Regions from separate parts of the Homo sapiens genome. Here region 1 is linked to region 2. A link is a contact called in ENCODE Hi-C or POLR2A ChIA-PET data. All regions are on one chromosome and are shown on one strand. Each heading gives the region's core, a stretch centred on a gene start or an enhancer-like site at or near the end of the contact. The rest is flanking DNA. Distances are from core to core; before and after follow the strand shown. Region 1 holds the start of TRPM2-AS (TRPM2 antisense RNA). Region 2 holds the start of CFAP410 (cilia and flagella associated protein 410).

Region 1 (2,700 bases), core at 30-2,529, 86 kb before region 2:
ACCTGGACCTCCCCGGGCTGGGCTCTGACTGGGATTCTCAAGGGAGCCCCTAGGAGGCCCTGGGTTTGGGGCCAGCTGGGAGCACGGACAGCGGCTCATACTCACTCTCCCATGGGGTCCATGGCGGCCGCGTCCTTCCTCTCTGCCGTGTAAAAGGGTGGGTCATAGATCAGGAACTCCGTCTGTCGCAAAACAGGGAGTTTTCCCTCAGATTTTTACCCCCACTGCAAAGCTGGGCCAGGCACCAGGGTGAAAGGGCTGCTCAGCTGGGTCTGAACCCGACCCCAACATCCCAACATGCAGGGCAGAAGCTCCAAGCTGGGCAGATCCGGGTGCCAGGCAGAGCTGGGGGCTGGGCAGGGCCGGGGGCTGGGATCAGGGACCCCCACCCTGGGGCCAGCTGAAGGGCAGGTGGCCGTGACTTGGGGGCCTTGGGGGTCTTCCCAGAGTGGGGCAGGGGGCTAAGCTGGACCCTAGAGGCAAGGAGGATTCTATGTGGTAGAGACCAAGGGGAGGCAGCGGAAGCAGCAGCCTGGAATGTTCTGGATAGGCCAGAGAGAAGCCCTGCACCAGGAGGGCGGGGGTCTCCCAGGGGCCATTAGCCATCTCTCTGTCTCTGTGTCTCTGTCTCTCTTCCATGCCTGGCACCTGGAAAGGGGCCAGAGCCATTCACCGGGGTGGGTGGGGTCTAGGACCAGGGCATGACCTGGGGGAATGGGGCCGGGGGGCTGGGCCCTGGGATGGTCATGGGAGGAGCCTAAGCCTCGAGCTCTGTGGGGATCAGTGTGCCCCCCTCAGGCCCCTCCACCACCTCCAGCTGTGAGGCCCCTGTGACTTGACTTCTCTGTGCCTCGGTTTCCTCAAATGTCAAACAGGGGCTGCCAGACGCACAGATCCCCCTGTGGCTGCAGTGGCTGGGAGCCAGGATTAATACCAGATGGATGGGGACAGGGCCGCCCTCCCCTCCCCAGGGGCCCGGCCACTCCGCCTGGTTGGGCTTGGGCAGGCGCTCACCTCCCAGGGCACCTTCTCGTTGGGCACGGGGAAGCGCGTGACAGGGCAGTTGGGGTAGAGGAGGTGCCGGGCATTCACGTGGTAGCTGTCGCCCGGCTCCTCCGTCTTCTTCCTGCCTCCCGGCTCAGCATCCGGCTCCTCCGCGGCCTTCTGGGAGGCTGGGGACAGTCAGGAAGACGTGACGCAAGGCGGAGCCCGGGCTCAGGTGCCCGCCCGCAGGACAAGGACTTCCTCTGTGGTCCTTCCGCCAAAACATCTGGGCTCCTCCACCTCCCCGAGCCCAAATGGCCATGCAGGTCGAACACCAGCTCTGAAGTGGGCAGGGCCCCCAGGGAGGACAGCCACGGGAGCTCAGGCAGCGTCCCCGCCGGCACCTGCCTCTTTGTGCAGCGGCAGTCAGGGCCCTCGGCAATGAGCTGAACTCGCAGTGCGGTTACGAGGGCAAATATGCTCCTTGAGGGCCGGCGAAACTCAGCAGCCCGAGGAAGGCTACTGATGTGCATTTCATAGCCGGCTGCGAATTTAGGAAAACAGACTTTGCTTCTCGTCACTCAGCCTACGTGACCAGGTTCAGACACAGTCTGCAGCCGCCCGCCTCGCACCCCCACTCTGCAGTGCGGTATGTGGGGAGCTCAGGGCACAGCAGGCCAGGCCTCCCCGTGGACGTCCAGGAACCAGGTCAGGTCAGGGATTGGGCGGGGCCTCGGCGCCAGCGTCGGTGGGTGGGCTGAGTTCCTGAGGGCGCTGGCCCTGCCTGGAACAGGCTGCAGCCAGTGCCTTCCTCCTGGACAGAGCCCCCCACCCCCAGCTGCCTCTCCTCCCAACTGACCCCAGACCCAAAAGAAACAGGCGGCTGGAGACCAGCTGCTGGCCTGGCCACCCACTCACCCAGAGTGGGGACGTCCGCCTCCGAGCTGAAGCCGCTGGCCCGCAGCGTCCTCACGATCCAGTGCAGGGCTTGGGCTGTCTGGGCCACCTGGAAGGCATGGCCCGAGACACAGTGAGCACCTGCCACCCACACGCATGGTACACACCCCACTGCCCACCGAGACTTCACTCCCCCAGCCAGGAGCCCCACCCCTGTCACTCAGCCCCTGCGCCCTTTGAAAGTGAGACACCACGTCCTCCCCAGGCAGCCACCAAGCCAGCCAGAACGCTGCCCCAGGCCCACCCGGCTCCCCCCGGGGGCTGCCAAGTCACACATCTGATGGTGCAGCCTCCCCAAGAGACACAACAGTGGGACTGTCACTGCACTGGACAAGCCAGAGGATGGAGCCAGCATGAAGGCACAGTCAGGCAATTCTGCACCACAGGGAGAGGTCACAGGCCGCCAAAGCCAGAGGCTTCCAGGGTTCCTGCACCTCCCAGGAGGAGCCTCCCCAGAGGCTGATGCGCCTCCCACAGGGGACAGTGGGACATGTCTCACTCGTGTGGCTCAGTGCTGGGCACCCTGTCAGGGGTCCCAGCATGGCCAAGACAGGGGTAGAGGGCGGCCTGGGCAGACCCCTGGGTGCAACGGGCAGGACTGGTGGATGGTGGATGCCCCAGCAGCACAGGTCCCAGCCCTGCCCCACAGAGCAAGGCTGGGAGCAGCAGCACAGGGTGGCTGAGCCATCCACAGGGCTCAGCACTGCCCGCAGGGGCTGCCGTGGCCGCAGGTGCTGTTGTTGGACAGCACAGCCCGGC
Region 2 (2,700 bases), core at 102-2,601:
TATCAAGGCAACGGAATTGCAATGGAGAAAGAGTAATACACACAGAGCTGGCTGTGCAGGAGAGCAGAGTTTTATTATCACTCAAATCAGTCTCCCCAAGCATTCGGGGATCCGTGTTTTTAAGGATAATTTGGCGGGTATGGGCTCAGAAAGTGGTGAGTGCTGATTGGTCAGGTCGAAGATTAAATCATAGGGGGTCAAAATGAGTTCTGGCTGACTTCTGTCCCTGGGTGGGATCACACACATGGTTGAGCCAGATTATCCGTTTGGGTGGTGTCATCTGCTGCATCTGAATGCAGGGTCTACAAAATATTTCAAGCACTGACCTTAAGTTTTGCAACAGTGATGTTATTCCCAGAAGCAATTTGGGGAGGTTCAGACTCTTGCCGCCAGAGGTTGCATGGCCCCTAAACTGTAATTTTTAATCTCGTAGCTTAATTTGTTAGTCCTACAAAGGCAGACTGGTCCCCAGGCAAGAAGGGTTTTTTTGGGAAAGGGCTATTATCAATTTTGTTTCAGTTTAATCTATAAACTAAATTCCTTCCCAAGGCTAGTCTGGTCTACACCCAGGAATGAACAAAAGCAGCTTAGAGGATAGCAGGAAGATGGGGTGGGTGAGGAGATCTTCCCCTGTCATAATTTCTTCAGTTATGATTTTTGCAAAGGCGGTTTCAGTGGTCTCATTAGCTTTACAAAGGCTGTTTAGTTTTGAGGAAGGGCTGCTATCACTTAAACTATAAATGTCTCCCAAAGTTACCTTTGCTTATCCAGGAATAATTAAGGGCAGTTTTAAGGCCAAAGGCAAGATGGGGGTTGGCCAGATCTCCTTCAAGGCCAACCTTCTCTCACCGATACAATTTTTTGCAAAGGCGGTTTCAGAACGTCAGAACGCCTGTCTTAATGTAACTGTGGCCCATGTAACGATGTTTAGAGGGTCTTATCTGATTTCTAAAAGGTTGAAATGCTTGTAAGGGCTCTGCTGGACCTGCCCGTGCGTCTTTCCTATAAATGCGTCTTTTCTGTAAATGCTGGGAGGGAGGGAGACAAGGAATCAACACAGCCCCAGGGCTGCCCTGGGTTTATTCCAAGAGTTTGAATCGCGTAACTTGGAGCTGTGTAGCGCCCATGCCATCCACGCTAGGCCTGCGCTCAGAGTCAGGCCTAGGCACTCGGCCATGATGCGCGTCGGACCGAGCCCACCCCGCTCGGTTCCTGGGAGCAGCAGTTCAGCCCTCACTGGGCCGACTCGGGGACCGCCACCTGCACCCACCCTCTGCTCGCTGCGCGCTTCCGGGGTCGCGTTAGAATCGCGTCAGAGAAGGGCGCCCCAGGCCGCGCATGAGCAGGAGCAGAGCCAACGTGTCAGCGGCGCCCAAGCGGCCCCAGCGGGCTCGCGTCGCCCCGCTCTCCTCACCGAGCCGCCAATCGGCTCAGGATCCGCCCCTGACGACGCGGGCCCCGCCCCTGGAGACACGCGCCGCGCAGTCGTCACCCGCCCGGGATCAGGAGGCCGGGGGCGCCCGCCGGTCGGGCCTGGGCGGCCGCCATGAAGCTGACGCGGAAGATGGTTCTGACCCGGGCCAAGGCCTCGGAGCTGCACAGCGTGCGCAAGCTCAACTGCTGGTGAGGCGGGGCCTGGCCGCGGCCGCCCCGGGGTGGGGGGAGGAGCCGGGGCGGGGCGAGGGCGGAGCCGGAGGGAGGAGCCGGGGCGGGGAGAGGGCGGAGCCGGAGGGAGGAGCCGGGGCGGGACGAGGGCGGAGCCGGAGGGAGGAGCCGGGGCGGGGAGAGGGCGGAGCCGGGGCGGGGAGAGGGCGGAGCCGGGGCGGGGAGAGGGCGGAGCCGGAGGGAGGAGCCGGGGCGGGACGAGGGCGGAGCCGGAGGGAGGAGCCGGGGCGGGACGAGGGCGGAGCCGGAGGGAGGAGCCGGGGCGGGACGAGGGCGGAGCCGGAGGGAGGAGCCGGGGCGGGGCGGGGCGGGGGCGGAGTGGAAGGGGGGAGGGGCAGGGGCGAGGGCGGCGAAGGAGCCGCGGGTGAGGGAGGGGAGGAGGCCGGGGGTCGGGGTCGCCTGGGCCCCCCCCCATTTCCCGGCCCGCCTTTGCCCCGGGTGCCCTGTGGGCTGGGTCTGTTGTCTGGGGTTGCCAGCAGTCACTGGGACCAAGTCGAATAGGAGAGAGAACTGAGCTTTCCAGGACTGAGTCAGGAAACACGTTGGTAATCAGTACTGGGGGCGGCCGTTCCCAGGGTACTCCTAGCAGGTGACAGGAAGGGACGTGGGTGCGGTGGGACCCAGGCAGGCTGAAAGGCAGGTAATGCTGAGTCTCACTGAGCCAAGGAAGACCAGGAGCTTCCAGAAGAGGGAGCCTGGAGTTGAGGCCTGCAAGATCTCCAGGGTTCCCTGGGGACTCAGCAGAGTGACCGCGCCGTGTCAACTGGCCTCACCGTGCAGGCGGGTGTGGGGGTCAGCGAGAGCAGACGCTTCCTCCCAGGGGTGTCCGCAGACTGCCCAGAGTGAGCTCTTCCCTGTTAATTAAAAAGCTTTTCTCTCTGCCCTGGCATATCTGGTGTTTTGGCTACAATTCCCGTGTCATTTGCTTTCAATAATGCATTTCTTTGTTTTGCATGGGGTGGTCAGTACTCCCACTAAGCTGGGAGAAACAACAACCCTGTTTCAGGCTTTTAAAGTTTGCTTCATAAGTTGCCT

The links. Hi-C counts contacts between places; a loop is a spot of excess contacts on that map. ChIA-PET counts read pairs that join two places held with the same protein, here RNA polymerase II (POLR2A). Pooled maps may share reads with other maps.
Region 1: a map of CD8-positive, alpha-beta T cell shows a loop between it and region 2 (20-fold over the local background). The contact joins the promoter of TRPM2-AS here to the promoter of CFAP410 in region 2. A Hi-C loop is called at or near these places in 10 of 168 maps with a recorded cell type or tissue (CD8-positive, alpha-beta T cell, HCT116, OCI-LY7 and 6 more), 20 of 37 single-sample maps with no recorded cell type and 18 of 50 pooled maps. POLR2A ChIA-PET finds 5 or more read pairs at or near these places in 6 of 52 experiments (Caco-2, HCT116, HEK293 and 3 more).

The regions. Positions count from the first base shown.
Region 1 is chr21:44,424,142-44,426,841 of GRCh38, reverse strand. It overlaps TRPM2-AS (TRPM2 antisense RNA), which reads left to right and starts at 1,279. Exons shown (of 3, transcript NR_109964.1): 1 at 1,279-1,692. It overlaps TRPM2 (transient receptor potential cation channel subfamily M member 2), which reads right to left. Exons shown (of 32, transcript NM_003307.4): 24 at 1,903-1,990; 25 at 1,015-1,172; 26 at 106-182. RefSeq lists an enhancer at 1-356.
Region 2 is chr21:44,338,041-44,340,740 of GRCh38, reverse strand. CFAP410 (cilia and flagella associated protein 410) reads left to right here and starts at 1,351. Exons shown (of 7, transcript NM_004928.3): 1 at 1,351-1,623. The coding sequence starts at 1,547. RefSeq lists an enhancer at 1,173-1,392 and silencers at 1,393-1,762, 2,063-2,182.